Linked DNA regions of Homo sapiens: region 2 is linked to region 1. A link is a loop called in an ENCODE intact Hi-C map of the cell type or tissue named here. Cell type or tissue: OCI-LY7. All regions are shown on one strand. Each heading gives the region's core, and the rest is flanking DNA. Links, peaks and the distances in the headings are about the cores only. Region 1 holds the start of ERAP2 (endoplasmic reticulum aminopeptidase 2). Region 2 overlaps LNPEP (leucyl and cystinyl aminopeptidase).

Evidence for each region. A loop is a pair of places that touch in the nucleus more often than their neighbours do. Peaks named below come from ENCODE experiments on the same cell type or tissue, not always from the same donor. Only the 100,000 strongest peaks of a DNase experiment are listed, where the experiment ranks them.
Region 2: a loop joins it to region 1, with 3 times the contacts of the local background. A loop is called at or near these places in 7 of 110 quality-filtered maps.

The regions. Positions count from the first base shown.
Region 1 is chr5:96,862,229-96,878,785 of GRCh38, forward strand. It overlaps ERAP2 (endoplasmic reticulum aminopeptidase 2), which reads left to right and starts at 14,272. Exons shown (of 19, transcript NM_022350.5): 1 at 14,272-14,299. It also overlaps a transcript of ERAP1 not described here. RefSeq lists enhancers at 13,911-14,040, 14,061-14,210, 14,381-14,590, 14,961-15,170. In OCI-LY7, for the core only: CTCF peaks have their summits at 6,837 (motif pointing right) and 7,057; DNase peaks (open chromatin) are centred at 6,853, 8,353 and 8,594; H3K4me3 peaks cover 1,230 bases; H3K27ac peaks cover 1,709 bases.
Region 2 is chr5:97,035,925-97,052,481 of GRCh38, forward strand. It overlaps LNPEP (leucyl and cystinyl aminopeptidase), which reads left to right. Exons shown (of 18, transcript NM_005575.3): 18 at 1-1,589. Among named protein-coding and RNA genes, the nearest start is that of LIX1-AS1, 30 kb to the right of the region's middle. RefSeq lists a silencer at 5,267-5,467. In OCI-LY7, for the core only: CTCF peaks have their summits at 8,268, 10,537 and 10,736; a DNase peak (open chromatin) is centred at 10,527.

The DNA of each region.
Region 1 (16,557 bases), core at 3,987-8,986:
CAATCCTGCCTCAGCCTCCCAGAGTGCTGGGATTACAGGCATGAGCCACCCTGCCCAGTCTAAATCAATCTTTACAAAAGGTGATACTATAAGTTCTTTAGTGGACAAGACATTGCTACCCAAGTGCCATCTCAATAAACAGTAAACTTTTACAACAAATAATCATGTAAATAAATAAATAAACTTGCCTTCTTATTAGTGAAATTGCGGCTGCCAACCTTGTGAAGATGGCCTGAGAATCAGTCTAACCCAAGCTGTCACAGAAAATCAGAAGGCAGCTATTAGCAAATATTTCAGTGTGTCAAAGCCAGATATGAGATCTGGAACTTGTAACAGAAACTCCCTGAAATTACAGTGGTTATGAATAAGGGGCATTAAAAGATTCCATCATTGTCTGGTGAATGGTTGACTTTTAGTAGCGAATGAGTTTTAAAGACCTCTGTTGTTTCATTTTAAGCTGATCTTTTCTTGATGGCAACAGGGTAACCTTCTCTGCAGCCACCATGATTGCCTAGAGATTATTCTTTATGCTCTGCCTCATTCCAAGCATATGAGGCAATTGAGAGATTAAGGAGGAAGAGAAGTGCTTGTTACAAGACTATCCCTGCACCATTCTCTGGGCCCATCCCTAAGAAAAGGTCTCATTTTGACCTTTCCTGTCCCCCTGCCATTTTGCTGTTACTTCCTACCAAAATGCCTTGGACCTTTCAGAGCTACCTCGTTTACCCTCACCCGTATCTGGGTTGAGCAGGGCATAACTGAAAGTGGCACACTTGCCATGTTAACTTATGCTTCTTGGAAACTTATGATTCACTTATTTTTTTTTACATAAGTATTTCTTCTTTTGTTAGAAGATCCACCTGCACTATCCTCTCAAGTCTCTCTTCTCTAAATCCACCACTGTGCCCTAAGTTTGCCCCCTGCCCCCACCTTCACTCCCTGTGTGCCCTCCTCAGGCTCCTCTCCATTCTAAGTACCCAAGGCTTGTTCCCCAATCAGTCTCTTCCTGCACCCTCCCTCACAATTTGCCCTCTGTCAGCTGCAGAGCCTCTACACCAGAACCTCTACAGATTCTACCAACAGCTCTACTCCCACCGTCCACCTCCTTAGCCCTCTGCAGTGTGGTTTCACCCTTTGCCTATCCCTGAAGTTAAGCGGTTTCTCTCAGAGGCATTTTCTGTGTCATCCAATTCAGTGGGTTTTTCTCAATCACCATCCTCACTCACCTTTCATTTGTGTCTCCTGATCACCACTTTTTCATGAAATTCTCTTCTCTTGGCTTCTGTCATGTTCTTATAATCCTCCCCCGTGCCCGATTTCTCTGGCTGTCTTTTCTTTTTCTTGTTCCCCGAAACAGAAGCTCCTTCAGCCTCTTTCTCTTTTTACTCTGTATTTTCTCTTAGCAGATTCACCCATGGTCACGACTTTGCTGCCTTTTTATGTGAATTCCTACCTGATTTTTTCATACATTTTTGTTCACATTTCTAACTACCCACTGATTTTTATGTGAAAATTGTTATTAGTTCTTCAAGCTAGATATGTTCAGGATCCAGTCACGTCTACCACTCCTCTCTGGTACAAACCCCTAATTCCAACCAGGAAATTTAGAAATCTTATTTAAAAAAAAATCTCATCTCAATCACTTTGCTCCTTTAGTATCACTTCTTATGTGCTCTTTCCTCCTTTTCAAATAATCATTTAAGGCTCAACTGATATTGTGTATTATCTTCAAAGGCTTCCTTGACTCCAGCTATAGTGTTAAATTCTATACTATAAATTCTTGATTTTTTTTTACCATGTGCATATACTGTTGTGATGTTTCTAAAGGTGGGTACATTCATATACATATTCACATTTACACGCACACAAGATGCTTCAAGCAGGGGCAATAGTTGACTTCCTGGCAATACTTATTATGGCACTTTGCAGATAATGTAAACACACACACAAAAAGCTGCTAAATGAATAATGTTACCACTTTCCTTGTACTTAGATTTAGTGGCGATTTGACACTTACCTCCCAAAGCAATGAAATTGCCATCGTTGACACAGTAGCTGAGCCAAAAGTTATTTAACTTGTGCTAAATATGTCAAAGCCATGTGTCTTTGTGTTTTCCCTTAGAGAGGCCAACAGATGCTTCTTTATTTTTCAAAAATTACACTCAATGTTTTGAAGATTTTATGGAAAATGAGTGTACTTTCAAAATGACATGTTTCTTAGTACAGACAAGATGACAGTGAAAAGTCTCAGGTTTACTTTGCTATGTTTTGTATGCATCACATTGGTAAAAAAAAATACACAGATATATTCCAACACATGATAAACAGAAGTCATATTTCAGCTGTGGTAGAAGGTTTTAAGGTTATTTTCCAAAAAATAAATTTATAATAAATTTAAGCCAATTGATTGTACAAGAAACCTTTATAATCCCTTGGAAGGATACAATGCTTTAAAAAGAAATTATCCTTTTTAGTCAGCTGTATCATATTTTATAATTTTGATTTGGGTATCTTGAAAATGCAAGTTCAATAGTAATTTTCTTAGAATATTGGAAAGATTTGATAGGTTGAAAAGGGAACAATACTTTTTTTTTCAAAGTGACTTATATATGTGTAAGTTAAAACTATAAAAATATTATCAAAGGTCCAATTTATAAAAAGGTGTGTCTTCAGTAAAAATCTTATGGATACAGAAATGCAAATATGAGCTAATAATCTGAAAGACATGGAAATTGAGCAGAGAGCTAAAAACTTCAAAAACAAGCCCTGGACTAAAGCTAATGTTTTATTTTTGTCCTTTAACTTTTGTATGCATTCTTCCTAGAAATTTTTCTATGGATTTTTAGCCAATAATTAACTACAATTGAAGTGATGGGATATGGTCCCTGATAGTACACTGAGTTATTTTCCTTTGAACTTATGACCTGTTCCATCCTCCTTGTCTTCTAAATGAGTGAAATTTTTATCCATATCATGGGAAATGTCTCTGAATGTTTTTATAGACACAGAAAATTAGTCAAGACCTGCAACTTATAGAAAAAATGTGATTAAAGTACCCAACCAGAACAGAATTGGAAGGAGGTCCATTTCCTTCATTTCTAATGTCTTCACTGAAATAATATAACCTGTTGGCCTTTGCTCCTGTTCCAATTGTAAATATGTGTATAAAAGCCCTACTGCTTTCCAAAGTACGAACTAGTTCTAAGTAAATTAGGAAATGGGAGATTTGCTTAACATTAGCAAGCTACAGAAATGATGTCAAAATACCCAGGTAGAAATACTTGGTAGATAGTTAATTGTTCTCTACAAGTAATACATCTGAGGTTTTGTTTTCTAAATTGGTAATCAGCAGTGGAAAATAAATACAATTTCCAAATAACCCTCAAATGTTTTTAGTCTACCAAAAAATAAAGGTAACTATTCTATTTTTCATTTTTCTTACTTTAGGCTTTAATTATGCCATACCAGTACTGTATTCTAAAATTTCTTTAACTCTAACATTTAATTCTACTACCACCTACCACACCACATCTAATCTAGTTCCACAGCATACTCAATAAGGGTTTTGGAATGGATGAATGGCCTTCATTTACATATGGTCAAATAAGATAGGTCCACACAAGCGGTGCAATACTGTCTTCCAAACCATGTTGCTTTCATCAGGCCTTGTCAAGAACTTTTCTTTCTCAAAGACATTACACCCAGACTGACAAAAATTAGTTGTGTTTTTACTCTACGCATGTATGTTCTATACAAGATCGCTTTTTTCATACTCAATCTACCAAATATACATACTTACAGCAATTGTAACATCTATTTGTAACATTACTATTCTATGTATTTACAAAAGGAGCCATTTAAAAATGAAATATAGCTATTAGCTTAAACAAGTACAAAGCCTAGTAGTGTTATCTACATGCTTCATGCTTCCAGTGTTATGCCTTATTCTCTCATTATGCCAAGCCTGTACTTTCTCCTTTGGTAAAGTGATCACATTTTCTGGTTCTCTTCCCCTTCCTAAGTGTCAACATAATCTAAACTCTGCAATTAATGTGTGTACAAGCTGTTTATACTTAATGCATCCCATATTTTGGTCTGTGACTCTTGCCTTAAAGAGCCAACTTTTAGGCTAATCTCTACGTTCTTCAATATTCATATCAATTTTAGTAATAAAAACACATCTGTGTGGAAAACAAATAGACAAACATCAGTGTTTGTAACATATAGTAGTAATAGTGATAATTATAACCAACATTCATTAAGGATGTTTATTTAACATGTATGCCCAACCCGGTTGATACGCCATCCCAGCTCTGCCCCAGGGCCTGAGTTGTTTTTCTGGGTGCAGTTGCTTTAGTAATAGCCAATGTCATTCCCGCAGCTATAAAGCCATAGTTCCTGCCATTACAGCCACAAGAAACTTGGGAGACATCACAAGGCACCTTCTAGGAGAGACCTCGTACATGCACACTAGCCAGCCTGGAGGCTGGTCAGCCACCAGGAGGGACCTGCTGACACAAGCTGGAAGTGCTGAGGAGTTGATGTGCTATTGACAAACAGGAGAAGAAGAAGTCAGCAGATCATTTGTCCACCTTTTACTCTATAAATAAACCATTCTGAAGCCAGGAGTTCCATACTGCCTCTCTGGGGATGTCCCACAGGACCAAGCAACCAGCTACGTTTCCTTGATGAGTGACTGGGTCATCAGTACCTAGCTTTGTGCTTATTTCCCTCCTTCTCTGCCTGCCTCACTTCCCTTTTTCCCTGCTTTACCTTTCTGATATTTTTTTTTTTTTTTGTCAGAGTCTCACTCTGTTGCCCAGGCTGGAGTGCAGTGGTACAACCTTGGCTCACTGCAACCTCCACCTCCCAGGTTCAAGTGATTCTCCTGCCTCAGCCTCCCGAGTAGCTGAGATTATAGGCACCCGCCACCATGCCCAGCTAATTTTTGTATTTTTAATAGAGACGGGGTTTCATCATGTTGTCCAGGGTAGTCTCGAACTCCTGAGCTGAGGCAATCCCTCTGCCTCAGCCTCCCAAAGTGTTAGGGTTACAGGCATGAACCACCGTGCTGGGCTTCTCCCTGAGATTATACCCTGTGCTTTAGTTATGGCTGCATAACAAATTAACACAAAACTTAGTGGCTTAAAGCAACAATAATTATTTACTATTTGTCACAGTTTTTATAGGTCAAGAATTTAGACAGGGCATAGCTAGGATGACTCTTCTCTGCTTCAAAATGTTGGAGTCTTAGGTGGAATTCTTGAAGGGTGGCGTTGGGATGATTTGAAACTCATTCACTCACTTGTCTGGTATTGGATGCTGGCTGTCACCTGGAAGTACCTAGCTGGAAGTATCTGCCAGAATGCCAACAAGTCATCTCTACTTGTGGGCCTGGGATTCCTCATAGCCTCATGGCAGGTTCCAAGGACCAGCAGAGAGAGACAGAACCAAGGAGAAGTAGTAGTTCCAAGAAATATTTAACAACCAGCTCTCATGGTGGGGAAAAAAAAGGTACTGCTTTGTATAATTTGTTTATTTACCTGCTTTAATACTCTATGTGGGCTGGGTGCAGTGGTTCATGCCTGTAATCCCATCACTTTGGGAGGCTGAGGCAGGCGGATTACCTGAGGTCAGGAGTTCAAGACTAGCCTGGCTAACATGGTGAAACATTGTCTCTACTACAAATGCAAAAATGAGCCAGGTTTGGTGGCGAGTGCCTGTAATCCCAGCTACCTGGGAGTCTGAGGCAGGGAGAATTGCTTGAGCCCAGGAGACAGAGGTTGCAGTGAGCCGAGATCACACCACTGCACTCCAGCCTGGGTGACAGAGCAAGACTCCATCTCCAAAAAAAAGAAAAACAAACAAACAAACAAAAAAACTCTATTCTCAGGCTACCAACTTGAAGTCACTGACCCAACATTGGAAAGAAATGTATACAATCAGTTCTCTCTTAAAAGTCAGCCCAGCCCTCCATGTGCACAGAAGCCACCTCCCTTCTATGACCTGCTGCATATTATTGAAGGCAGTTACAAAAATCTACCCAGATTCAAGGGGAGGAAACAGAGACCTCACTAACAAGAGCAAATGAGACTGGTTATCGGTGTGGCCATCCTTGGAAATACAACCTACCACTCCTTCAGTAGAGCATTAATACCTAAACTTTGCCTTATGCTGTCTTTTGTGGGGAACTTTGACTAAGGCAACACAGATATATCTCTTTTCATTCTCACAACAGCCCTATGAAGTTTGTGCTATTTTCCCAACATTTGATAAATGAGGAACTTAAAACTTAGAGAAAAAGTGTCTTGCCCAAGTCCACTCAGCCATTCAGGAATTGAGCTGGGATATAAAGAGGGAATGTTTTATTTAAGATCCTGAACTCCTAACCCTAGGCTAGTGGTTCTCAAATTTTAGTGTGTATCAGAACCGTTTCAAAAGCTTGTTAAAATACAGATTTCTAGACGTCACCCCGAGTTTCCAATTAATTCCATTTGGGAAAGACTGAGAATTTGCATTTCTAACAAATGTTCAGTATGCTGCTGATGCTGTTGGAGGGGCAAGGCATACTCTGAGAATCACTGCCCTAGGCTCTACTAATGCATAGTTATTCAAGCATTCAAATTAGATTTAGTAATGGTATCATAAAAATTCTCACCCCCAGTCCTCAACTTCATATATCGAAATCCAAGCCTACCTATAAATCTGATTATCTTAAGTCTGGGTTGTATACTCGTAGAATGTTATTGCTTTTTGGATTGTGTGATTTGCCTCAAGATGTGTGTTTGCACAGTGTTAGCTCTACAACACAGGAGTCTCTGCAGTTACACTTGTTACCACTAGATGAAGCTCCTGCTGCTTTTGCTTTCTTCGCTCAAGAGAACTTGTTGGTTGGCTACTAGATGACACTGATTGTAATTTAAAATGCATAGCTAGGGTTACACAGAGTTGCTTTGCTCTGAAGATAGAGTGACCTGTCTTATTAGTCAATAAAATTCAGAAAGCTAGGTGGTAAACTGTACATCATGGCCTGAAGGCTGTAATCCATAACTTCTCTAGTTGATAACTGCTTATTTAAAAGTATGTACCCATCACCCTCTACCCTCCACTGACTAGTTTTATACCAAGTGTTGGCTTCAGAGAGGTACAAACAGAGGACACTCATGAAAAGAAGAAGACTCTATTTACTCCTGGATGAAAGTTGAGAATTAGCTTACTCAACATATTTCCAAAGTACAACCATGAGCCCACTCATATTTATTTAGTTTACAGATTTATTAGAAAATAACAGGTAGATTCAGGATTTTTATAGAAAAGGATGGTAGAAGGAGCAATCTGTCTGGAACAAAGGGCTTGGGGTTTTTTGCTGTATTCAAATATCAAAAAACATTGTCAAATGGCTCTGGAGAGTTAGGAAGACAGCTGAAGGAAACGAAGAGTGTTGAATTAGGGAAGCCTAAACATAAGTCTAGTGAAAACTCCTCAATAATCTGACCATGAAGACTGTGGAGCTATTGTAAGGTGATCAGACATCTATCCACATTGAAATGGTTCGGAGAAGAGGATGGGTGCCCAGGCAAAAGGCCCAGAAAAACCTTTTTGGAGGCTTAGGGAAATCTGCAAGTGGGACAGGGATGGGGGAGGGTGCTGCCTTTTGCTGTAATGGCACAGTATGTAATTGGACCAACCCTCCCACTGAAGACAATTGTAAACACAGACAAAATAGAAAAAGATCTTTAAAGCATAAAAGTCTAAAAAGATAGTGAAGAATTACTAAGCTAAGATTCTAGAAAAGTTGGAAACCCAAAGAGGTGAACGAGGGATTCCAGAAATTCCCCAGGGGCATTTGCAGATTTGGAAGAGGAAACCAAGAGGCAGACTAAGCTTTTGATAGTAGGACCAGGGGCTGCAAAATCTGAGAGCTGCTGAGAGTAATGAGAAAGGCAGTCTCTGACAGCCAGGAGCTGAATGGGCACTCACAGCCAGACCTCAGTGTTCTCCTGTTGAACACAAACAATTTCATGGAATATGAACATCAGACACAACCACTCTTGTGACTCTGATGGATCAAGACAAACACAAGCCAACTCCATAATCATGTCTGAACACAGGCAAACATGAACGTTGTCCAAACCACAAAAATGACCAAACATCTTCAGGTCCTGGCTAATATGAATGACTGCTGTTTCTTCACCAATTTCAGCCTTAGCCTTTGTCTAATCTCTTAATAAGATACGAAATCATAGAATCACCCCCACTTTCTTAGAACATTTAAACCAAAACGAAGCCCTGCCCCATGAAACTCTCATGCAAATCACCTATAACATCCCATAATGACCCCTTTCTGACACTCTCTTTCTGAGATGCCCCAGGGCTCCCCAGGGTGTTTTCCCTTGATGTAGTGAGTTAATAAACCCAGTTGGTTCAAAAATCACCACCAAGCTTTTTGCCTAGTTGGGTGGTGGATTTTTCTTTTATTACTATGCTATTGAGTTTTGTGCTGGAACACAGATAAGTTACTTGAGAAGTTTCATCCTTTTGGATCCTGCTTTTAAGATTTGTTAGGCAGGACCAGAGCAGAGACTTATCTGCTCCCCACTACTGAGGTAAGACACTTTAGCACACTCTACCCATTGGCCCATTCATCTTGAGGTTCTCCAGTTTGATGGGTAGGCACAAGCACTACTTCTGTCTCTGTGCAAGCACCAGGCTTTGTTCCCACTAATCCTTTTCAGTGGTTCAGTTTCTGGCAACGTTTATTTTCTGCTCATGTGCATATTGATCATTGATCAGCAGAATACTCCAGGAAAATCCTCAGCAGGTTTCCAAAGCCTGCCCTCCCACACACCGTTCGTCTCTTTCTGCAGCTCTCTCCTCTTTGGTATTCATCCTATGAACTCTGGTTTCCTTGCTCTCCCAGAATCTCATCTGCATCTCCTCAACTCAAAGAATCTGCTGGGCTCTGCCTTAGTTCTGTCTCCCTGCAAAGCAGCCTGGAACCTCTCTCAAGGCAGAAAGCTGGGAAAATCACAGAGCTTGCCTATTTGTTTCCTTCTCTCCAGGGATTGCTGTCTTGGGTTGCCTGATATTCATTGTCTTGTAAACTGTCTTTTGTTCATCTTTTTTTGGTTGTTTTAAGCAGGAGAATAAATCAGAGTCCCTACTCTATCTTGGCCAGAAGCAAAAGTTTTTTTAGATCTTTTAGTTAAATTTTTAAGTAGGGGAGAAGCCAAAACATTACTGATTTGGTTTAATCAGTTGGTTTTAATCGGTTGGTTGAAAGCATGCAAATTTACTTTCAAAATATTTAACAAGCTCAGAATCACCCTGGTTTATTTTGCCATCATTTTTCCTGTTTGAGAATGTGTCATCAGTTATTTAAATAATCTGTAATTGGAAAGAAAATAACAGAGGCACCAGCATTTTTCATTTGGCTACTAAATAAAAATTTTTAATGCTGTAAAATAGCAGTTGTTCAATGTCAAGTTTGTCTAATATTCTGTTCCACTTTAACAACATCAGATTTTTATGGCGGCATTTTTCTGTTTTTGTTTTCAGTAAGTGCTTTGTGGAAGGCATTGCAAAAGATAACCATTTTTGAAAAACCATCTTCCTGTCAGTTACTGATTTAAAATTCTGAGAATACATGTTTTCATTTTCTGTTACAACTGAATGAGTTTAAAAGAAGCTATAGATTGCATTTACTAGGTGAATTTCCCCTCCCTACCCCCATTTCTCATATTTTGCATAAGGCTCTGAGTCTTTATACTAACATAAACTTTCACTGATTTTCTTTAAATTAAAAATTTTAAGCCCATAATATAGACTCTGTCTCTATTTTGTCTGAAAAAGAACATAGGCATAACAATAATTCTTAGAAGTATTTTTAATAGATTTATAGAGATCCTTTTGAAAAATAAAATGGAAGTCAGAGAAAAGGAAGCTACTTTTTAAACTATAAGTTGGCTTCAGAGTTACAAGCATCTAGCACTGTCAGGGAGCCATTCGTCATTTTATTCATTCTGTATCTCCCCACTGCAGAGGTTGCAGTGAGCCGAGATCACATCACTGTACTGCAGCCTGGGTGACCGAATGAGACCCTGTCTCAAAAAAAAAAAAAAAAAGGAAGAAAGGCCAAGGCAGGTGGATCACTTGAGCTCAGGAGTTCGAAATCAACCTGGGAAACATGGTGAAAACCCATATCTACAAAAAATTAAAAAATTAGCCAAGTGTGGTAGTGCACACCTGTAGCCCCAGCTACTTGGATGGCTGAAACAAGAGAATCGCTTGAGCCCAGGAGGTTGAGGCTCCAATAAGCTGTAATTGTGCCACTGCATTACAGCCTGGGCAACAGAGCAAGACTCTGTCCCAAAAAACAAAAAATAAGAATAAAAGTAACTGATGCAGGTAAAGAAATTTAAAGTTTACAAAACATTTATGAATTGTCTTTCATATATTTTCCCTAATTGATTCTCGGATTGACAATAATCCTCTGTAGCAAAGTATCATTGTGTCTAATTTGGAGATGAGGAAGTGAATTATTTTAAGAAGATGTTTCAATTCTCTTGATCCTAGGTTCAGTTTATAATTTTTTAAAAAATGAAGTCATTAAGATTTAAATCTGTTGAGAACACCCTAAGAGGATAGAAACATATGTAATATATTTAATAGAAATTCTCGGCTGGGTGCGGTGGCTCATGCCTGTAATCCCAGCACTTTGGGAGGCCAAGGTGGGTGGATCACCTGAGGTTAGGAGTTTGAGACAGGCTGACCAACATGGTGAAACCCCGTCTCTACTAAAAATACAAAAATTAGCCAGGCATGGTGGTGGGCGCCTGTAATCCTAGCTACCTGGGAGGCTGAGGCACAAGAATCACTTGAACCCAGGAGGCGGAGGTTGCAGTGAGCAGAGATTGTGCCACCGCACTCCAGCCTGGGTGACAGAGTGAGACTTTGTCAAAAAAAAAAAATCATGAAAATTCGTGAAATCTTTAAAATATTTTGACAATAAAGTCTCATCTCTTTGGAAAATTCACTGTTAACTCATTCATTCTCACCTGTTTGTTGAGGGCCTATGATGTGCGCAACACTGATAGGTGCTAGAAAGAGGTGGAATCCTGGTGCGTGGTCCATTGCCTGAAGTTGATAATCTGAGGAAGAAAACGAAACACAAACTTGTTAGCCTCAGATGAGTGCCAGTAGACCTACTAAACAAATGCCTGTAGTTTGGGACTGGAAAGGAAGCATGTGTTACTTCCAAAGTGGCTTCTTGGGGCTGGCATTTACCTTGTGGTAGGTGGTTTACACAGGGGACACTCTGAGTGTTCCATAGACACTCTAGGTCAATGGAGAGGAAGGTGCAGAAAAGCTGAGGAAACACTTGGCTCATCCAGAAGTGGAAAGCACCCTGATGTGCTTGAAGCATGAAGCAAGTGTTGGGCAATCTAAGGAAAAACAAAAAACAAAAACAAAAACTAAAACACTGAAAATGCATTCACCCACTCAACTAACATTTGTTGAGGGTCTCTTATATGGCAGGCTCTGCTCTATACTGGGCACTCAGCAGTTAGAGGGCAGAGTTGCTACTGCAAAAAGCTTATGTTCTAGTGAGGAGACAAGAAAACAAACAAACAACTACATAATGAAGTATAAGGAACTGACCAAAGCTAAGAAGAAACAAAAAGCAGGCTGACAGGATAGGCCTTGGTGATGGTGGATTTAGGGAGGAGTGGTACTGCCTTAGAGCCAACAAGGAGGGTCTCTCTGAGTAAGAGACAATTCAGAGACCAGGATGAAATGGAAAACTGAGACATGAATTCCCTAAGCAATAAACTTCCCAAAGCTTATCCCAAAGAAAAGAGAAGAGAAAAGAAAAAAAAAAGAAGGAAGGAAAGAAAGAAAGAGAGAGAGAAAGAAAGAAAGAAAGAAAGAAAGAAAGAAAGAAAGAAAGAAAGAGAGAGAGAAAGAAGAAAGAAAAGAAAAGTTAGGAGCCCATTTTGCTGAGAAACTCTTTTAAATAAGCTACAAGTACTTGAATCTGGCTCAATTTTCACTTCTAGGATTCTGCAGCTCAATTCCATAGCCTGTTTCTTCATTCTCCATCACCACTTCTGTTCCAGTGGGCAGGAGAGAGCTCTGAAAACACACATGCACTCGCCCACATACCCACAGCTAGGCTGGATCTTGTGACAAGGAATATCACAGAAATACTCCCAGCCTCCTATACCTCTTCTACCTGCCCCCACGCCCTGCAGAGTTAGAGTCCGTAGATAAGCCCTTGGGGCCTCCTCTTCTTTGTCGTCTTTGTCCCCTTCTTTTTCCCACTCACTGGCTTCCAGCCATCCCCCTTCCTGTGGTGCCCCTCTCACTACATGAAATGCAGCTCTGAGGGACCCCATTCAGTCTTATGTTTCGGGCCTTAGGTGTAGGCTACTGCCTTCCTTTCTGCCCCTTCTACTTTATCGACTTGTTCTTTCAGGTTGAAATAATAAAATGTAGAAAGGTGGAAAAATTAAAGCTTGAGACTTAACTAGGATCTAATCATGGCAACATGTGCTATTGGGCCAAACATAGGTTGCAAACACAAACCACAGCAGGACAAGGCACATGATACAAGTCTATGAAGAGTGTCTGCAACATGATAAGAGCTAAGCTTGTTATATTTCACTTGACAATAGAAATTGTATGGATGTATTGCCATTTAATAGACTGTGATTCAAACAAAACAACTATAGGCTGGCATATAGGCTGCCAGTAGGCCACTATGGTTCCCACACTAGGACTTGCCCCTCTGTAAATGGGGAAATCAAGGAAAGATCTTGAGCAGTGGGGGAGGCATGGTCGAGCAGTAGTTGAAAGGATTAATCTGGTGGCATCGTACAAGTAACTGCAAGAAGCTGAGCTTGAGAAGCTGGGAAGACATGATTGAAGGCCATTGTGAGGAAGGATGAGGACCTGGACTACTTTAATAAGCGGTGGGATTTTTTCTTAGTTGGATAGAAAGAGATTGAAAATGATTCAAAAAGGCCAGTTGCGGTGTCTCATGCCTGTAATCCCAATCCTTTGGGAGGCTGAGGCAGAAGGATCACTTGAGCCTAGGAGTTTGAGACCAGCCTGAGCAACATGGGAAGACCTCATCTATAAAAAAAAAATAATAAATTAGCTGGGTGTAGTGGTGGATGCCTGTAGCCCCAGCTACTTGGGAGGCTGAGGTGGGAGGATCATTTGAGCTCAGGAAGTCAAGGCTGCAGTGAGCTGGGATGGCACCACTGCACTCCAACCTGGGTGACAGAGTGAGACCCTATCTCAAAAAAAAAAAAAAGAAAAGAAAAGGAAAAATCAACAGGCTTTGGTAACAAATTGGAGAGGGACAGAATCAAAGTAACTAACTATATGGTTCAATCCTAGATAATGGAAGAAGGCTGGAAGCATATAAAGCAAAGGGTGTTTATCTGGGGAAAGAAAACACTATTTGAGTTGTCAGGGTTCTGGTTCAGGTTAGGGTTAGACATCCATGTACTGTTGGTCCATCAGGCTGTTGGAATTACAGCAGCAGAACCCTTGAAGGAGGGATCACAATGGGAGCAATGTGGGATGAATGGGGATAAATGCTAAATCTGGGTACTGGAAAGGATAAAGAGAGGGCAGAGCAAAGGCCAGAGGTTTCATCTTTGTGGAAGGTCTGTATTCAGAGCAGAGAGGAAGTTGAAGCCCAACTCAAACAGGCAGATAAAGAGAGATCAAAGAGATGAGCATGAGATACAGTCCCCTCGTGCCCAAGGAGACAGGGTGGTTACAGACATGGAAAATCTGAGAATAATCACCTCTGATAAAGATCACAGAAGCTGCCCGGGAGGTGTTTGGTAAGCTTGGAGTTACGTTTGTGGGGTGGATGGGCAGAAGTCAGATTTCATAGCACTGAGGATGCAGCACAAGGAGAAGTTCAAGATCAATTCCTAAGACAACAACTTGGCACTAAAAAACATAAACTATGTTCTGAAGGCTTTACCCTGGGGACAAGGGAAGGGAGGTGATAACAGCAGAAGTGGCAGCCACTGGCGATCCTTTCTTTCCATGGTTTGGCTTCTACTCCAAAGCCACTTATTTGTGCATTCTACAAAAAGTTTCTTGTCCTTTTTGAAATAAAGCTCTTATCCTAAGCTCCATTCACACCTGCGTGATAATGAACCAGCTAGTACTTACTGTACTCAGGAAGCATGCAAAGTTCTGAATCTTAGAACAGAAAGTGAAAGCAAAAGTAAATTCCCCTTCAGTCAAATCTGCAGCAGCATGATTTAAGGTAACGTATCAACATTTCTCTTGGGTTTGTCTTAAAATTAGATTTTTTCAATAAGAATAATGAACTGAAGGTATAGAACTGCTGTGTTGAGAAGGTTTTGTAATCTAAGGCAAGGTTCTGGGGGACTGGGGTGAATTGGGCGCGGCTGTATTAGAAAGTGTATGCAGTTGAGGCTGGGACTTGATCTAAGACGCTGCTGCACTGACTCTCTTTCAGAGATCTTTTTGTCTTTTCTAAGCGTTTGTGACAATTCTTGCCTCTTCAATCCCAGGATGTTTTGTTCACTGCATTGCTATTTAAGGTACAGTGCAGTATAATAGAAAGCCCACCAGACCAAAGGGCAAAGAGCTATGTTTTAGTCCTGATTCTGTTTCAGACTTCCTGTGTGGATTTTGAGAAGTCACCATCCTGTTCCTTCATCTGTTTATTTAATTTAATTTATGTATTTATTTATTTATTTATTTTGAGAGAGAGCCTCGCTCTGTCGCCCAGGCTGGAGTGCAGCAGCACGATCTCGGCTCACTGCAACTTCCACCTCCCTGGTTCAAGCGATTCTCGTGCCTCAGCCTCCCGAGTAGCTAGGACTACGGGCATGTGCCACCATGCCCGGCTAATTTTTGTATTTTTAGTAGAGGTAGGGTTTCACCATGTTGGTGAGGCTGGTCTCGAATTCCTGACCTCAGGTGATCTGCCCACCTTGGCCTCCCAAAATGCTGGCATTACAGACCTGAGTCACTGTGCCCGGTCCTGTTTCTTTATCTGAACACTAAGGACTTGTACTAGCTGGCCTTTACAACCCTTACTAGTTCTAAAGTTAAAGACTGTGTGAGTAAAGCTTTTCTCTCTACTCTTATCAATCAAGTACATCTCTAGGAGTGTCTGCTACAAGTGGGGGCGAGCTACTCCTTCATTTTGGCCATTGAATGCAAGTTATAACCTCAATAATAATTTCATATCCAACACTAATTACTTACTTCCTATATGCTCCATGCTGTGCTGTGCCAACTTCTTCACATGAATTATTTCATTTAATCATCCCAGCATGAGGAAGGTATAATTATTACACTGTTTTATGGTTGAGATAAATGAAGCTCAAAAAGTAAAAAACTTTGCCCATGATCACGTAGGTGAGGTTGGTGGAATTAGCGTTGGAATCTGGGCACTCTGATTCCAAAGCCTCAGACCCACATAATAAGCCACTCCATTTTTTTTAAACCCTCCAAAATTCAAGCTAATAGACCAATTATGAGTGTACTTATCAGACGTTCTTGGAACACTGAGATTTGTAGCAGTAATTTAATGCTTGTTTTTAAAAAGAGGGAGAAGTATCTTTAATATTATTTTATTTTTGTTCCTTTAACAATACCTGTCACCTGCATTAATATTGCAAATTGAAAAATTGAAGTAATTGTTTGGATAATTAATGCTGCAGAACTTGTTAAGGATTATAAAAAGAAGAAGTAGCAGAGAAAACCTTCATGGTTTGAGTTGGAGCAGTAAGGAAGTAAGTAGAGGCAGGTGGTAGGGTGGCAGTAAGAATTGATTCCCCCAAATTAACTATGCTGTTTGTCCTAATTTTATATGTGTTGTAGCTTTACCCTTCAAAAAGAAAGAAACTTAGTTCTATTTACAAAGGTAGTAAATTCAGTTTGATTTAATTGTGCTTTCAAAAGTAGTGTAAAGGGAAAAGAACCGAACCTTAAAAAAATTCTGTAAGAATATTATAAACTCAAAATTTATTTCCATGGCTTTTGACATATTGAAAATAAACTGGGGATAAATACCTACCTTGACCAGCAACCTTTACACCAGTAGCCATAAAATGAGGCCATTCAGATAATGTTATTGAAAGAGGTGAAGTTCAATGCCATTCGTAGTAATAATAATATCTGGTATCCAAAGAATATAGAATATATATATAGAATATTCTTTGTGACTTATGAAGACAAAATAGAGACATCTTGCACAGTTTACTTTCAGGCATACACTTAAAATTACATGTGTGCCTGTGGTTCCAGCTAATTGGGAGGCTGAGACATCAGGATTGCTTGACCCCAGGAATTTGAGGCCAGCCTGGGCAACATGGTGACACATTGTCTTTCAAAAAAAATAAAATATGGCCAGGCGCAGTGACCCACGCCTGTGATCTCAGCACTTTGGGAGGCTGAGGCAAGTGGATCACCTGAGGTCAGGAGTTCGAGACTAGCCAGGCCAACATGGTGAAACCCCGTCTCTACTAAAAATACAAAAATTAGCTG
Region 2 (16,557 bases), core at 7,663-12,662, 180 kb after region 1:
TGCTTTTGTAAATTCTAGAAAGGCAAGAGGACAATATTGAATAAAGCTGTGTTTAAACTTCATTGCTCATATATCTTTTAGTAACTGGTAAACCGGCGAAGCTGATAAGCCAATAAGAGTGCTGTCTAGAACGCATTTGCAAACCGTTAAGAGTAGCTTCTTTTTGAGGCCTGGACTTCTGATTCATCTATAGAAGTCTATTATGATTCCATCAATTGCATAGCTTGTGTACCTGGTAGAAATTGTGTCTTGGAATGACCCTTTCGAGTTATTGACATGGCTCTGATGAATAGAACATGAGCCCCAAAACTAAATCCAAAAGGAATTTTCTATCTTTCATCCCCCACATGTGGCAAGACAAGTTGGCCCTTTCTTACCCAGAGGTCTTTTGTGTGACTGCATCTTTCTCCTCCGTTCTCCATTGTGTGCTTTCCATTTTGTCTTTAGTGCCTATACTGTTAGGTGTTTTCTTCACTGGCATTCACAAATTTAAGCCATTGCTGCCTCATTAGCCTTGTATTTTGTGTGCATATCATGTATCCAGACCTGTATGTTCGCTTTAAGCATTCTTATATCACACTGTCTCCTCATCTACCATATGGTAAATGTTAAAACTCCACATTTGTCTGCATCAGGGAAAATGCATGGGCACACATCCTCCCTCCCTCCCTCTCTGCTCTCCTCCCTTCCTTCAGGCCTCTTAGCATTGTTTGTTTTCCCATTTCTGATACTACTACTCCATGCTGAAGATTTGCCATATTACTATTTTGGAAACATTGAGTGATAGAACTCCTAGAAAATTTGCAAAGAAATGTTACATACTGTATATCAAACTCTCAGATTCTAGTGTTGAAAAAGTAGCCTATACTTTGCTATTACTTATACCTGCTGCCATAGAAAAAAATAAGTTTATTCATGACACATTTACATTTGATCATAAATAAAAGAAAAAAGGGCACCTTTTTGGAGTTAGTCATGGTAGTCATTAGTGATATTTCTGAACAGTTCTTAATTTAAAATACTTCAAAGGAAGTAAAGGTCATGGCTTAGCTGAAGGAAATGCTCCAGAAATTGGACTGTGTAAACCATCAGTACAATAATACGCTGTGTATGTATGTGTATATAAAATGAGAATTATGGCATAATTGGAGCATTTGCATTAATCAACAAACTCACATTGAGACAAAACTTAGTTTTACAGCTGTCTTGATTAAAGCCAAGTGTTCCATGTTGCTGTGAAGAATAGCCTCTTTCAAATACTTTGGAAAGTAGTTACTTGGAAACTTGTAAAGGTATTACATTTTTATATTTAAACACCTATAGAGATCTTCAATTCCTTGAGTCTGAGCTTGTGGGTGGAATTCTAAATTTGTATCATAATCTGTCTTTTGTGAAACATTTTGAAAATATGTATATATAATATTGTATATGCAAATTGTGTTGTTTCACTTGTAAAGGGAAAAGGCTTATTTTTCTTTATATTTCTGATAACTTGTTTTGCATATGACCAGCACTGACTGAAAGGCATGTGTAGCTGCAAACACTGTTGCTTTTTTTGTGAAATGAAAATAAAAGTATTTAAATACAAACATTGTGTGGACTCTTTGGATTAATGTATATATAAAGTGGTATCTCTTCTTAGGTTATGACCTCTACCAGGGCAGCTCCTGTACTCATTGTCTTCTGTGGTTAGTTTTTTATTTCACCAGTATCCAGTGTCTTTATTGCATATACCTCAGTTGACATTTGACATTCGGAGGTGGCTAATTCTTTGTTGTGGGGGCTGTTCTGTGTATCATAGGACATTTAGCAGGATCCCTCCCATGCCAATTGCAACTAGTTGCCAATAGTAACTCTTGTCCCCAGCTGTGACAACTAAAACCTCTCCTCCAGACATTGCCAAATGTCCCCTGAGGTTAGGGTTAAAACTTTGAGTGGATGCATAGGGCGGATAGCTAACAGTCACGGGAGCTCCATCAGGACCATTATTTACTTTTTGGACTAAAGCAGTTCTTGTAAACACTCAGGTCACCTAAGTAGCCAACTGATGCAGTAGTCATACAGTACCTAAATCAGTGTGAGAAATGTCATACGTGTCGTATGCCAGTGAAACCAAGGAACGCTGTCTTACTTTGAAGGTGAGACATTGGATGTTATCAGGGAAATACCCCTTGCGTTGATTCACATATAAGTAGGAGTATGAGTGCACCTTTTTAGAGGCACACTGCCACGGTTACATTCCTGGTCAGGTCTACAAAAGGAGTTTCTTGGTTCTGTCTGCATGAGTAGCCTTGAGGAAGAACTGAGAATTTCTTAGGCTTCCAGATATATGAACTAGAATAAGTATTCTTTTACAGTAATTGTTAGGTGGGCGTTTGAAGGCAAAGTAAGTCTTAACTCCCATACCCAAAATCCTATTTCTGAGGACACAAAACCTTGATGCATGCCCTTTTAAAATCTCTTATAATGATCATTACTAATATATAGGGGAAATGTTCTTAAAATTGTGAAGTTTTGATCAGAAGCTTCTGGTTAAATTTTTTGTGCTTTTTAATTCACAGATACCAGCAGTAAACAATTGAACTAAAACCCATTATAAATGTAAAGAACACTTTGATTCTGATAGACTTTTTGGATGGAGAGTAACAATAACCTATTTTTCTAAATTATTTTTAGAACCCATGGTACAGAAGAATGATTCAGTTGTATCTTCTTTTTGCTTCTTCTGTTCTTACATAAAGCCCCCCGACCCCCCACCGCCAACACACACACAAAGGCTCTGGTGTTTACTAAAACTTGTGTGCAAGTTGAACAGTTGACTTACATGCTTAAAGAGGTGGTTTTCTGCTAGAGGGCAAAAACATACTTTTAAGTCGTTAATTTCACCCACCTACTAGATCCATAATTGATATGTTCCCAATGCTCTGTGCTTGTTTACTTTTATCATTTCTCTTCATGGATGACCTCCATTCAACTGGCCAAAGTCCAGTTGAATTGAAATGCACTTTGGGTACCCCTGTAATTTCTGTTGTTGGCTGAGCTGAATAATCAGGACCTTGGCTTACACAGAATAAGTTTGATTCTTGCTTTCCTATTCCCATTTGTGTTTATAAAAGAAGAACCTAATGTGATAATAAAATAGCAGTCATCAGAGTTGAACTGTTGACCAGCAGGCAGCACCAGGAGGTAATAGTTTGAAAGGAAGTCAGGGAACATACCAGAGGCCACTTCAGCATAGGAAAGACAATTTAGGGCTGTCAGTGTGTTGCTTATTAAAGTGTCATTTGTGTACAAACCAAATGTGGGAAATTGAAAGTTCTTTTGTTCAGCAGTTTCTGATGCTGTTGCTCTTCTATGTGAATGCAGCTGAAAAGATCTTTGGGTCCTACATGCAGGATTGAACATGGGCTGCCCTATGGGTTTAGTGGCTGTTTATGTCTTCATTTTTTTTCCTCAAAGACCTCTGTAATTTTTAACTTCAGCAAAATTATTGGAATATTACTATTATCACATAACAAAAGGTAACAATTTCAAGAAATTTAAATACTTGAAAGGCTATTAGGCTGGTATCAGTCAGAACTAGAATTGATTTCTGGTTCAATCATTTTCCACTTAGAGAGTTGTTACTAATTCCTGTTTGCCTCAGTTTCCTCCATTTATAAAACTGAGATAGTGCCTACCTACCTACCTTGCAGGGTTGTTAGCATTAAATAAAAGAACCTATAAATTGTTTAGTATATTGCCGGGCCCAGGCAGAGTAATTATCAACTGTCATTGTTAAAACTCTCAGCGCTTAATGAGGTGTATGGATATTAATATCTTCAGCTACAGATGGATATGAGTTTTTAAAATTGAATAAGGTATATAACTTGCCAGTTAGGAAATTACAAAAATAATTTTAGTCTAATATGCTTTTTATTTAAGCCTTAAATATGCAAAGATTTTATTTGAGAGGCATTATATTAGAAAAAATGTGGTTATATAGGTTTTACAACTGAAGTTAATTCTGGCTGTCACTGAATTTGGTTAATTAAAAGTAGACACAAAACAAAATCCTGACTCTTGACTAATCTGCAAAGCATATCTACTTTGCAGTAATAACATGAAGAACAGGTATATAGGAAAATACACCTGGTCCTTCGTAGGTGCTCCACAAATACTCCTTTCCTTCTCTCAGTTTATTTGCCTAAGCATGCAAATGAATCAAGCATGCCTAAGTCTCTATTCTAGCTAGAAAAAAAATTGTTTGCAACTTATGCATTAGATGGCATGATGGAGAGAAATTGGCCAAATACTTTAGGACCTGGGATTATTAGTGCTAGAAGGAAAACTTCTTCCACATGACCTAGTCTAAATTTCCTCCTTTTACAGATTAAGGGCATTAGAAGTTATGCTTGAGCTAAAATCCCACATGATATAACATTATATGTTAAATTTGTATATGTTTTTAGATTAGACACAGTTTATATGCATCATTTTTGAGACAAATGATGTGCAATTGCCTGCGGGATACTGCTTCTTTGGAGAAGAGAGTATTCGAGTTTGCTGTTGAAAGAGGTGTTTCATTAATGTTGAGTGCAGAGCTAAATTAAACTATCCTAATGTTTTCACTTTTACATTTAATGATGCTGTGAATGATTCAAATAACATGATCTCAAAAGAGTAGCATTTTTTTTAATGTTTAAATGAAGTGAATTACATTGAAGTAATCTCTCTCAGGTGGAAGATACTAATGTCAGAAGGTTCAGACACTCACCACCAAAGGGAATCTCAGGAAGGACGGAGGGTGGTTAGCATTGGTAAAGTAACAGCTGCCATAATGGTTGATGAGCTGAATGAAAAGAATATAAACGTTAAGCTTCGCCGACTACAGGTAGAAGGTGAAAATGAACCATTTTCCTGAAGTACAGTCATGTGCCACAATGATGGTCCCATAAGGCTATAATGGAGCTGAAAAATACCCATTGCCTTGTGACATCTTGATGATCCTGACCCCGTGTAGGCCTAGGCTAATGTGTTTGGTTTTGTCTTAGTTTTTAACAAAAAAAGTTTAAAAATAAATTTTAAATATAAAACATAGAATAAGATATAAAGAAAATTATTTTGTACAGCTGTAGTGTGTGTTTAAACTGTGTTATTACAAATGAATCAAAACATTTTAAACGATTAAAAAGTTTACATCAAGGTAAGGTTAATTTATTATTGAAGAAAGAAAAATTCTTTTATAAGCTTAGTGTAGCCTAAGTGTACAGTGTTTATAAAGCCTACAGTAGGGTACAGTAATGTCCTAGGCCTTCACATTCACTCACTGACTCACCCAGAGCAACTTCCAATCCTGCAAACTCCATGCATGGTAAGTGTTCTACACAGCTGCGCCATTTTAAAAATCTTTTTTTACGCTGTTTTTACTGTACCTTTTCTATGTTTAGATGTATTTAGATGCACAAATACCATTGTGTTATAGTTGCCTATGGTATTCAGTACAGTCACATGCTATACAGGTTTGTAGCCTAGGAGCGAAGCAATAGGCTATACCATATAGCCTAGGTGTGTAGTAGGCTAAACCATCAAGATTTGTGTTGTTTGCACCATGATGAAATCAGCAAGCAATGCATGACTGTAGTTTGAAATCAGCCCGAGATAAGGCCTTCAGTCCTCAGCCACAGAACCCTGGACTTTGAGAGCAGACTGACATCCTTTCCTATTTTTCTTGTTTTTCTTTTCCTTTTTTTTAAAAAAAAAAAAAAAACAGGGTCTCACTCTGCCACCCAGGCTGGCGTGCAATGGCATGATAATGGCTCACTGCAGTCTCGACCTCCTGGGCTCAAACTATTCTCCCATCTCAGCCTCCCGAGTAGCTGGGACCACAGGTGTGTGCTACCATGCCTGGCTAACTTTTTAAAATTTTGTATAAAGACAGTGGTCTCTCTATGCTGCCCAGGCTGGTCTTGAACTCCTGAACTCAAGTGATCCTCCCACCTCAGCCTCCCAAAGTGCTGGGATTACAGGCCTGAGCCACCACGCCCAGCGTCTTTCCTATTTTTCAACAGACCCCCTTCTGTTGCCAGAAGGACAGGAACTTAAGGAAGTCTACAGGCATGGGAAAAGAGGCAATATTAAACAATTTTAAAACCATTGATTTCACTTGCTTTATGGAGGAGGCATAACCTGAATGTAGTTGGTCCTCTTCAGCCCCGCATGCATGTCTGTAGTCTCTTTTTTGCCTTGAGCAAACCTAGACTTGGAACTTAGCACCTCTTCAAGATTCCTTTCCACAAAATGCACTAAAGCCAAAGCACTGCCGAGCAATATAGGTTTTCTCCAAGGTAGTACCCAGAGGAGAGTCTACAAGGGAAGTTACTCTCACATGCTGTAACAGTGTCATCCTCACTTGTATTTCTGTTCTCCAGAGCCTCTCCTTTACGTTGCCATTTCTGGGGGATGTTTTTGTGTGCTCCTCACCCAAATTACACATACACACACACCCAGGCCTTGCTGACCTGTCACTCTTGCCCCTAGACATCCCAGTGTCTCAGCATCTACATCCAGACATGTTTGGCCAAGCACATCAAAAGCTCCACAAAACTAATGGCCTGTAGTGAGCAGCTGGCCCCAAGGTTTGGAGGCCTTTTGCTATTTGGACATGCTCCCTGGAGTCTTACCCCTTCCCACAAACAAGCAGTTTATCAACTATTTATTTCAAACAAATGTTCTTAGAAATCTTTATCTGCCTGTCTAGATTGGCAACAGATTTTTCTTCCTAGCTGTGTTTTTCCACACTAATAGAAAATTGGCTTATATCTGACCCCATCTGGACTTGGGGTGAGAGAAAGTAGCCATAAATTGAACTGGTGGAAGAGGAAAGCCAAGGCATACTTTTAAAATATTTTTATGGATGATTTATTCAACAAATATTGTGATCTGTCCACTATGCATCAGGCCCTGAGCTCGGTGGGTACCCGAGACTTGACTCTAATGTGAGTAGCTGGCTCAGGCCGGGAAATTGCCACCTGGGTTTTATAAACACAGCCTGCGTGGTGGGTGGTAGACAGTCAAGGGCATTGGGGTTCATGTGGAACAGAAGTGAAGGGTGTTGCCAGGGGAGGTTTCAAGCTATGAAACTGGTGGTGTTAAAGCCTGTTTCAATGGCAACACACCATCTTGAGCGGGGCAGGTCTGGGGGACATGCATTCCTCAGCCAGGAGTCTCCCTCTGTTCGTTGGAGTGTGCAGAGGAATGTGAGAAGTGGAGACCTCTCACCACTGCTTAAGTACCAAGTTGAATGCCCTGTGTCGCTGATTGGGAACCAGAGGCGCTTTTGATCCGCACTGAGTAACCACACAGGTATACATTCCTGCGGGTGTTCCAAGTGAATGAGAGAAGGTGGGAAATTAATTGCCTGTTTCGGTTTCACTCCAGGTTTCTCCTAAATTCTAATTAGCAATAAATGAGCTTGGCTCTCCTCAACCTGAATTGCAAGAATGCTTTCTTGTCTGAGTTCCTCTGTGTGGCTAAGTAAGAATAAAGAGAGTGTTTCAAGATAGACTTGTAATGCAGGGAGTCTTGACTTAACACCTAAACTTCAATAAAAGGAGGGTCTGGCTGCCTGGAGTGGAAAGCCCCTAGGTGAAGTTCCAGAGCATAATCAATTAAATGTGCCACACAGGAAATGGCACTGTTTGTCTGATTGGCTTCTACATGACAGGCACCTGCCTCAGTTATTTCAATGACTGCCCTCTAGCCTCAGTAATCAGAGCAGGAATTCTGATCTTTGACCTCTCCAGGGTCCTTGCCTTAAGAGCAGTCTGCTCAAGTCTTTTAGAATGTGGATGGGCTGCTGCAGTTTCAGCTGGACTAGTGTGGGCTGATTGTGGGGAACTCTGGTGGCTTCTATCCTTGCCCGGTGCTCACCAGGAGTAACCAGGAACAGCTGGGGAGGCTTGTCTGTCCTCAAACGGCTTAGAATCCACACAGCGCTCATGGAAACTTCCAGACTCACACAGAAAAGAGGAGAAATTCAGATGAAATTGAAGAAATCCTGGGAAATATGCTTCTTGTGAAAGGGTGCTTTAAAAAAGTATAGTTTCAAGTGAAGTAGCCTAGAATGAAAGTTTTTCCCTTTGTAGTTTGAAAGAAATGGTTAACTCTAAAGGGTATCCTGCACCTTCCTGTAAAGGTCCTGTAAAGTGGCTGAGCTGATCTGTTGTCTGATTTAGATAGCCTAGAAATTTCCACTGGCCAGGATGACCAGGAAGGAAGTTGAGCTGTTTGAGTAAGACTGGCTCCAACAGGAGCTGTGGAAGGTGGTGCTTTCCCAGGGCAGCCGAATGCCTTCCAGGAGGAGGCAGTGCAGGCTTGGTTGGAAGCCTCCCCATATCAGGGGTGAAAACACTATCCCAGGTCCCTGTAGGCGAGGAATCTTCCCTAGGGTCTGTGAGACAAGGGTACTAGCAGGGAAGGCAGAGGAGTGCTGGTCCTCAAAGGTGAGTAGACTGTTGGTTTGCCATGAAAAGTAGTTCTGAGTGGCATTACCCTAGTGTACAAAAGAGGACTGCAGCTCAGCCTGAGCCTTATAACTGCTCCAGGAACATTTCCTATTTCACTCCTTTCTAGACCAGTTCTGCAAGTAATTGGCAGAAAAACATAGAATGTGCATTTCAGACCAGAGTCACCTAATAAGAGGGATGAGTATTTGAGAGTATTAGGCACTGGAGTTTGTGGAGAAGGCAGTTTGGCAAATATTCCCTGTGGGATTTTCTGCAGCTCTTGTCTCCACAAGTGTTTGTTCACGGTGATGACATTTAAAACAGGTGCTTCATGTCTTAGAATTCCAAGCTTGGTGATGCTCCATACATACCTATGGCCCAACCGTGTAGGCCATTTTGGGGGAGAGGAAGCATCCCTGGGGGTAAGAGGAGATACTTTATGCAGGTCAGCCAATGGCTGGGATGGGGTAGAGGAAAGCAGGTTGATTAAGGGAATGGAATAGATGGATGGATGGATGGATGGATAGATAGATAGATAGATAGATAGATAGATAGATAGATAGATAGATAGATGGTTTTGTGTGTGTGTGTGAATGTGGGAAGAGAGGGAAAGAATACGGACAGATATTTCAGGAGCTGCTGGATAGAGGGAGGAGGAAAGGAATATTTAAAAGACATGTTTAAGAAATTTAGCCAAGTAGTATATGTGGCACCTCTTTTTCAATCAACGCAGACCATAAGGAAAGATCTACTTTGCTCTTCAGTAGTCAGGACTGCTCAGGCAGCCAGAGCACATTCTAAGCACAACACAAAATGCAGACAAGAATGACAAACTCACCCCTGCTGTGGGAATTGTGACCCTGCTTCTGCCACTGCACTTAGTAGTAAAACTCTTCTTACTGAAAAGAAACTCCTGTTTGGTGTATTTATCTCACTTACGAAGACCCTGAATTTGAACATGTTCTCTGGCCATTGGGCTTTATAGAATTCCTCTCATAAATGCAGAAGCTGTAATCTGGTTCATCTATCTACCAGGGAAGCTTTTTCAGGTCCGCAAACAGTAACAGAACTCAGTTTTAGGTAAACAAGGTATTAAGTCAATGACTTGCCCACCTCAATCTACATGTAGTAGGTGCTCCATAATTTGTTAGATGTAGTAGGATGAAGGAAGCATTAAGGCAGAGGGTAAAGAAGGTAAACAAAGCAAGGGACTTAACACTTTAAACATTTTGTATTAGTTGAACTGTTTATAGCTAGTATGTGCTGCTTTCATAATTTAAGAAAAAGGAGGGCCGAGCGTGGTGGCCGACGCCTGTAATCCCAGCACTTTGGGAGGCTGAGGCGGGCAGATCACCTGAGGTCAGGAGTTCAAGAACAGCCTGGCCAACATTGTGAAACCCCGTCTCTACTAGAAATACAAAAAATTAGCTGAGCGTGGTGGCAGATGCCTGTAATCCCAGCTACTCGGAAGGCTGAGGCAGGAGAATAGGTTGAACCCAGGAGGCAGAGATAATAATGAGCCAACGTCGCACCATTGCACTCCAGCCTGGGCAACAAAAAGCGAAACTCCATCTCAAAAAAAAGAAAAAGGAAAGTTCATGATCAATAAACAAACATTTATTATCTTTCAAATTTCACTGTAGAAAATATTCAAACTGTAATTACAGAGTGATGTCGGTGAGAATGGCAGAGTAAGAATCTCTGGAAGTTCACTCTTCCATAAAAAAGCAAGGAAAAATCTGGCAAAAATTGTGAGAACCATTTTTTCCAGAAATCTAGAAATTAACCAAAGGCTTGCAACAACACAGGGAGTGTTAAGAGAAACAGTGGAATCTCAGAATGATGAGCTTTGTGGCATTTTAACTTAGCCTAGACCCACTCCCTGCGACCCAGCTCAGTAGCAGTCTTGAAAAATAATAGCCTGCATTCCTGGTACTGGAGAAAACAGAATTGTCATGATTGGACCCATCTAGTGGTTCCTTGCAAGACACCATTCTATAGTGCTGTCCTTATTTGACCTTACTTGAGCTTACTCAGTTCTAAAGCCTCTGGGAGGAGAAGAAAGGGTGTTTGTTGAGCGTTACTGCCACCACATGTTGATGGAGAATGAAATGACTGTTAGTGTAGTTTTTGCCACTGTCTTCATTCATTCTAAGGCACTAGCAGTTTTACCCATCATTACTTTTTCACGATCGGTACAAATGTCAATAGAGTCATTAAAAAGACAAATCGTGTCTTAATATTGCTAGGAAAATAGTTTTGAGCCCAGCTTCTCTCTGAAAGAGTCTTGGCTACCTGCAGAGGTCCATGAACCACTGCTGCACTAGAATAGAAATACCTGTTGCATGTTGTCATCAAATACGTAGAAAAGTGAATCAGTAATGAAGGGAGACAAACAAAGGAGGAAGAAGGAAAGGAAGGAGAGAGATCTCACTGAGAAAATCTAACAATCTCAACATTCTCCTCATTCCTTTGCCCTGCCGTCCTGATCATGGACAGGATGCTTTTGCTGGAAACCTCTAAATGATGTACTAGGTCTACATGCCAAACACTGCCTCAACACCCCTTTGGTACATAGAGAACTTGGCACATAGAATTGTGGATGGGTTATGTGACTGAACCAGGGATGAAAACCTGGTACAGGGGAAACATCACAGTTTGAGCTGAGCCAATAAATTTTGCAAATGTCATGACATTGGCTTATGGAGGGACTTGATGCATTAATTCAAAGGTGCTACAGGGGCTGGATTTATGAAGCTGACTTGTTAGGTGCCCTCTGAGGCTGTGCTAGGGTGAGGCAATGCTGGATTGTCTGAGACTTTCCTAGTTTTACCACCGAAAGTCCTGCATTCCAGGAACTCCTCTCAGTCCCAGGCAAACTGAATGGTTGGTCATCCTACAAAGGCACCATTGTGAGTAGCTACATACAACCATGCAGAAATAGACAAGTGAAGCAGACACATATAAGCAGAGATGTAAGATTATGAGCCAAATCTAGAGTTAATGAGAGCATCTACCTTGATTCCTGATGATTTTCTCTTCCTTCATTTGCCCACCCATTCCTCCATTTATTGGACCAAAGCTTATTGAGTATTCACTTGTGCCAGGCAATTTGGTAGGAACAGGAATGGCCTTGAGGCCTAGGTATACTTCCTATTCTTGAATTTTTCAGGATTCCTGAAGCTCTTCCTATAAAACCCATTTTTCCATTCAATGGGCTCCTATTCCTTCCAAACAAAAATGCTTGTCCCTAAATACTTATCTGTTAAAATGATGAAGGAGATAGGAAAGAAGGCCAGAGGAGGATGTTTCCACTTAAAAATCCCACAACCCTTTGAATCAGTACATAAAGAACTCTTGTTTATGGCATGTGTCAACCTGCGTCCTCCTGTGGGATCCAGTTTGGGAACAGTGATATACATGATCTTAATGGCTGGGAACAGGAGGATTAAGCAGACACTTTTAGGCATGGTCACAACCCACTAGCTTGATTTCACATCTTTCTGATGTGACAGGGCCCGTAGTTGGAAAACTTACTAAACCTCAGTGAAGAGTGCATGTCCTTAGGTGGATTATCTAGCAGCTCTAAATTTGTTTGACAAAGACTCCAAAACCAATTACACACAGAAGCATTCGCAGAGAGTAGAAAGAGTTTGCCTTTCTTCTATTTTACTCAGACACATCTTGGATTCATTTCTATTTCTGATTGTTTAGAATTACAATGTGGTAGGCAAAATAATCCCTCCTCCCTCAAAGATGTCCATGTCCTAATCCCTGGAACCTATGAATTTGCTACCTGACATGGCAAAAGAGAATTAAGTTTGCAGATAAAACAGGGAGATTATCATAGATTATTCAGTTGGGCCCAGTGGGTCACAAGGGTCCTTGAAAGTGGAAGATGGAGGTAGAAAAGATCAGAGTGATGCAACCTGAGCAGGACTTCAAGAGCTTTTGCTGTCTTGGAAGATGGAGGAAGGGGACCACTAGCCAGGGAATGCAGCAGACTCTAGAAGAGGGAAAAAGCAGGGAAGGGGTCCTATCCAGCACCTACAGAAAGATATACAGCACAATGCCTTGATTTTAGCCCAGTAAGATCCATGGCAGACTTCTGACCTACAGAACTATAAGATAATGATTTTGTGTGTTTACGCCACTAAATTTATGGTAATTTGTCACAGCAGCAAATGCAAAATTAATGCACACTTTTTGGTGCAGTTAGAAAAGTTGGATCTAATCAGTTGCTACAAAACTGCTAACTATAAATCCCATAATCCTTAACTGTGAGGAAGGAGCTCTAGGCTTCAGGTAAGTTATTACAAATGCAAGCAGAGCTGTATGACAACAACAACAACAACAAATAAATACACAGTTTCAGAAGCAGTCAGCTAGAGATTAGAACCACGAACAACCTCTTCTAGACCATGTCTCTTGGTATAAAGTTCTGGTTCTTACTTTCTTTCTCTTTTACATTTTAAAAAATCCAGAGAATGATTCAAAATACAGAAATCATCATTCATGATAATTTTGTCAAATATGAGAATTCACTGGATGGTAAAAATTGGAGGAATCCATGGCTTTCAGAGAGTCCCATGAATACAGGAAATACCAAAATCAGTAGTTTTTAGCATCTCTTAGATCATAGATCTATTTGAAACTCTTTTTGGAAAAATGCATATATATACTTACACAATTTTGCATTTGTTTTTAGGGGTTTTCCAGCCTCTCTAATGTTTATAGACCCAAGTTACAAGCAGCTGATCTAGATAGATGCTTTCACGGTGTTGTACATGATTTTAGCGAGGGATGTGTTTCTTAGAAAACACTAATGTGAGGGAGCACAAATGAGCACACTAGAAATAATATCTTTATTTTAGTTAACTATGAGGAACTAGAGCTTCCTCAAAGGACTCATGCTTTCCATTTTTGTCATCAACAGGATCTAAATCCAATACTTCATTGAGCAAGAACGTGGGCTCTTCAATCCTGTAACGGGGAGCGCTGTGAGAGTGATTTTGTCAGCTGCGTGGCTCTGAAGTATCACTTTCAACGGAAGCATTTGGAAAAGTTCACTGTGAAAAATGTAACCAAGAAATCCTAAGGGAGAAGCTCCAAGATCACAGTAAGGTACAAATGGGTGAAACCTTTGAGTTTTCTCTACTTTTTCTATAACACTCATGCCTTTTGTTGGCTGGTTTTTGTTTTTGATTATTTTCACTGAGCTCTATTAACAGAAAATTAAAAATTAAAACAAAAACTTAGGGCCATAGGACAGATGGTGGGGTGTAGTGGTTAAAGCTCCTCAGCTATAAAGTACCCATCTCATAGGGCCACAGCAAAGGACATGTAGCAGAATGTCCTGGACCTGGAGTGGTATATCCAGGGAGGCTGCTATTATTTTCATTGTTATTCCAATGTGCTTTGTGCAGTGACATGATTCTCAAATCCTAGAATTTTTTTTCTTTCTCTCTTTTTTTTAAGAGATAGAGTCTCACTGTGTCACCCAGGCTGGAGTGCAGTGGCTATTCACAGGTGCAATCATAGTGCACTACAGCCTTGAACTCCTGGGTTCAAGTGATCCTCCTGCCTCAGCCTCCTGAGTAAATGAGACTACAGACATGCACTACTGTGCTTGGCTTTCAGCACTGTGCTTCTTATGGTTCGTTCCTTTATTATCTACAGTAGTTTTCCATCTATATTAGAAGAGCTAATTGACTTTGTTTTGCTCTTTTTGAGAATTTCAGAATGAACATTTACTGCGCCCATGAATGGGAGCATTCAGTGAGAAACCAAATGAAGACCAGCAGATCTTTCAAATAGCTCTTTTAATTCATTGTTAAATATCTCCCTTTTCTCAGTCTGTGTGCATGACAGGTCAACCATGGAGACACACAGCCCAACCTGGGAAAATCCAGGAGAAAGGAATATAAAGCATATGGCTAAAAAAAAGTCAAAAACTTGTAGGTTGTGTCCTAGACACTTCGGAACAGTCCTTAGTTAGGAGAACCATGAAATACAGAGCATCATTTCACAGCCAGTAAAAGAGGCAAAACAGATGTTTGGCATTTTCCTTCTGTGGAAGTGCATACAGCATTTAAACCATATTTTGGTTTTCCTTCAATGCAAGGCATTGTGGGTTGTTTCCAAGAACAGGAGGAAGAGAAGAAAGAGAATGGAACCAGGATGTGGCTTGAGACTTCAGGTGGAAGAGGTGGAGGATAATCCTGCAGAGCTGTATTTAAGGAGGAAGCTGGGAAACCAAGGCAAAGTTCAAAGACAACATAGTTAGAAGCACAATTCTGGGGGCCTCCAGTCAGAAGTGGGACCATGTCAAGGGTCAAGGTGGGTGTCAGGTGTGTGGGCTACTCATATTCAGGAGACCCAGTCATTCATATCATAACCTCAGGTGTTGGAGGAGGTAGCCGGCAGAACTCCAGGGCCAAGGAAAAGGACTGAGCAAGACAAAACAAGAGGCAGGTTTGGTCATGGGTGGGGAAGGGATTGGATGAAACTTAGGGGCAGATCCCATGACACAAACCAACTTGCTATGGCAGAAACCAAACTGTGACCTGGCCAAGTTGGGCAGATGAGGTAGGGAGAGCATCTATTCACGGATGGCTGTGGGGAGCTTCAGGCCTTAATGCATTGGGCAAAGAAGGAGACTCTAGGTTTGGATTTTCACAAACCTCTCAAATCATGCAAAAAGCACCTGAATTTGGAAGAAAATTCTAACTATCACCAGAGGTTTGAGGTGAATTGCCTTAGGACTTGGAGTGGGCCAAGGTAGCCGGTAGGGCGTGTAGGAAGAGCAGGAGTTTGGGTCCATGTCTGAGAATTTCGGAGAAGGCAGAGGTAAGGAAAGTAAATAAGATTAAACCTGACTCTGGGGTCTGGGACTGAAATCTGGGAAAAGGATTGTGAAGCAGTGGGTTTGGACTAAGTAAGTAGTAAAAAACTTAACTGTTTCTCAGGTTGATTGGAGATTTGGCAGATAATGTGCATATATATAAATAATTAAGCCATTCTTAGAATTCCAATTCCATCCAGGTTGCTGTGAATGCAATTATTTCATTCCTTTTTATGACTGAGTAGTATTCCATGGTGGAAATATACCACATTTTCTTTATCCACTCATTGGTTGAGGGGCATTTAAGCTGGTTCCATATTTTTGCAATTGTGAACTGTGCTGCTATAAACATGCGTGTGCAAGGGTCTTTTTCATATAATGACTTCTTTTCCTCTGGGTACATAACCAGTAGTGGGATTGCTGGATCAAAAGGTAGTTCTACTTTTAGTTCTTTAAGGAATCTCCACAATGTTTTCCATAATGATTGTACTAGTTTACATTTCCACCAGAAGTGTAAAGGTGTTCCCTTTTGTCCACATCCATGCCAACATCTATATTTTTTTAATTTTAAATTATGGCCATTCTTGCAGGAGTAAAGTGGTATCTTATTATGGTTTTAATTTGCATTTCCCTGATAATTAGTGATGCTGAGCTTTTTTGTATGCTTGTTGGCGATTTGTATATCTTCTTTGAGAATTGTCTGTTCATGTCCTTAGCCCACTTTTTGATGGAATTATTTTTTTTTCTTGCTGATTGTTTGAGTTCCTTCTAGATTCTGGATATTAGTCCTTTCTTAGATACGTAGTTTAAGAATATTTTTCTCCCACTCTGTTGGTTGTCTGTTCACTACGCTGATTTTTTTCTTCTGCTGTGTGTAAGCTTTTTAGTTTAATTAGGTCCTATCTACTTATTTTTGTTTTTGTTGCATTTGCTTTTGAGTTCTTGGTCATGAACTCTTTGCTTAAGCCAACATCTAGAAGTGTTTTTCTGATCTTATCTTCTAGAGTTTTTATGGTTTCAGGTCTTAGATTTAAGACTTTGGTCCATCTTGAGTTGATTTTTGTAAGATGAGAGATGAGGATCCAGTTTCATTCTTCTACATGTGGCTTGCCAATTACCACAGCACCATTTGTTGAATAAGGTGTCCTTTCCCCACTTTATGTTTTTGTTTGCTCTGTCAAAGATCAGTTGGCTGGAAGTATCTGGCTTTATTTCTGGGTTCTCTAT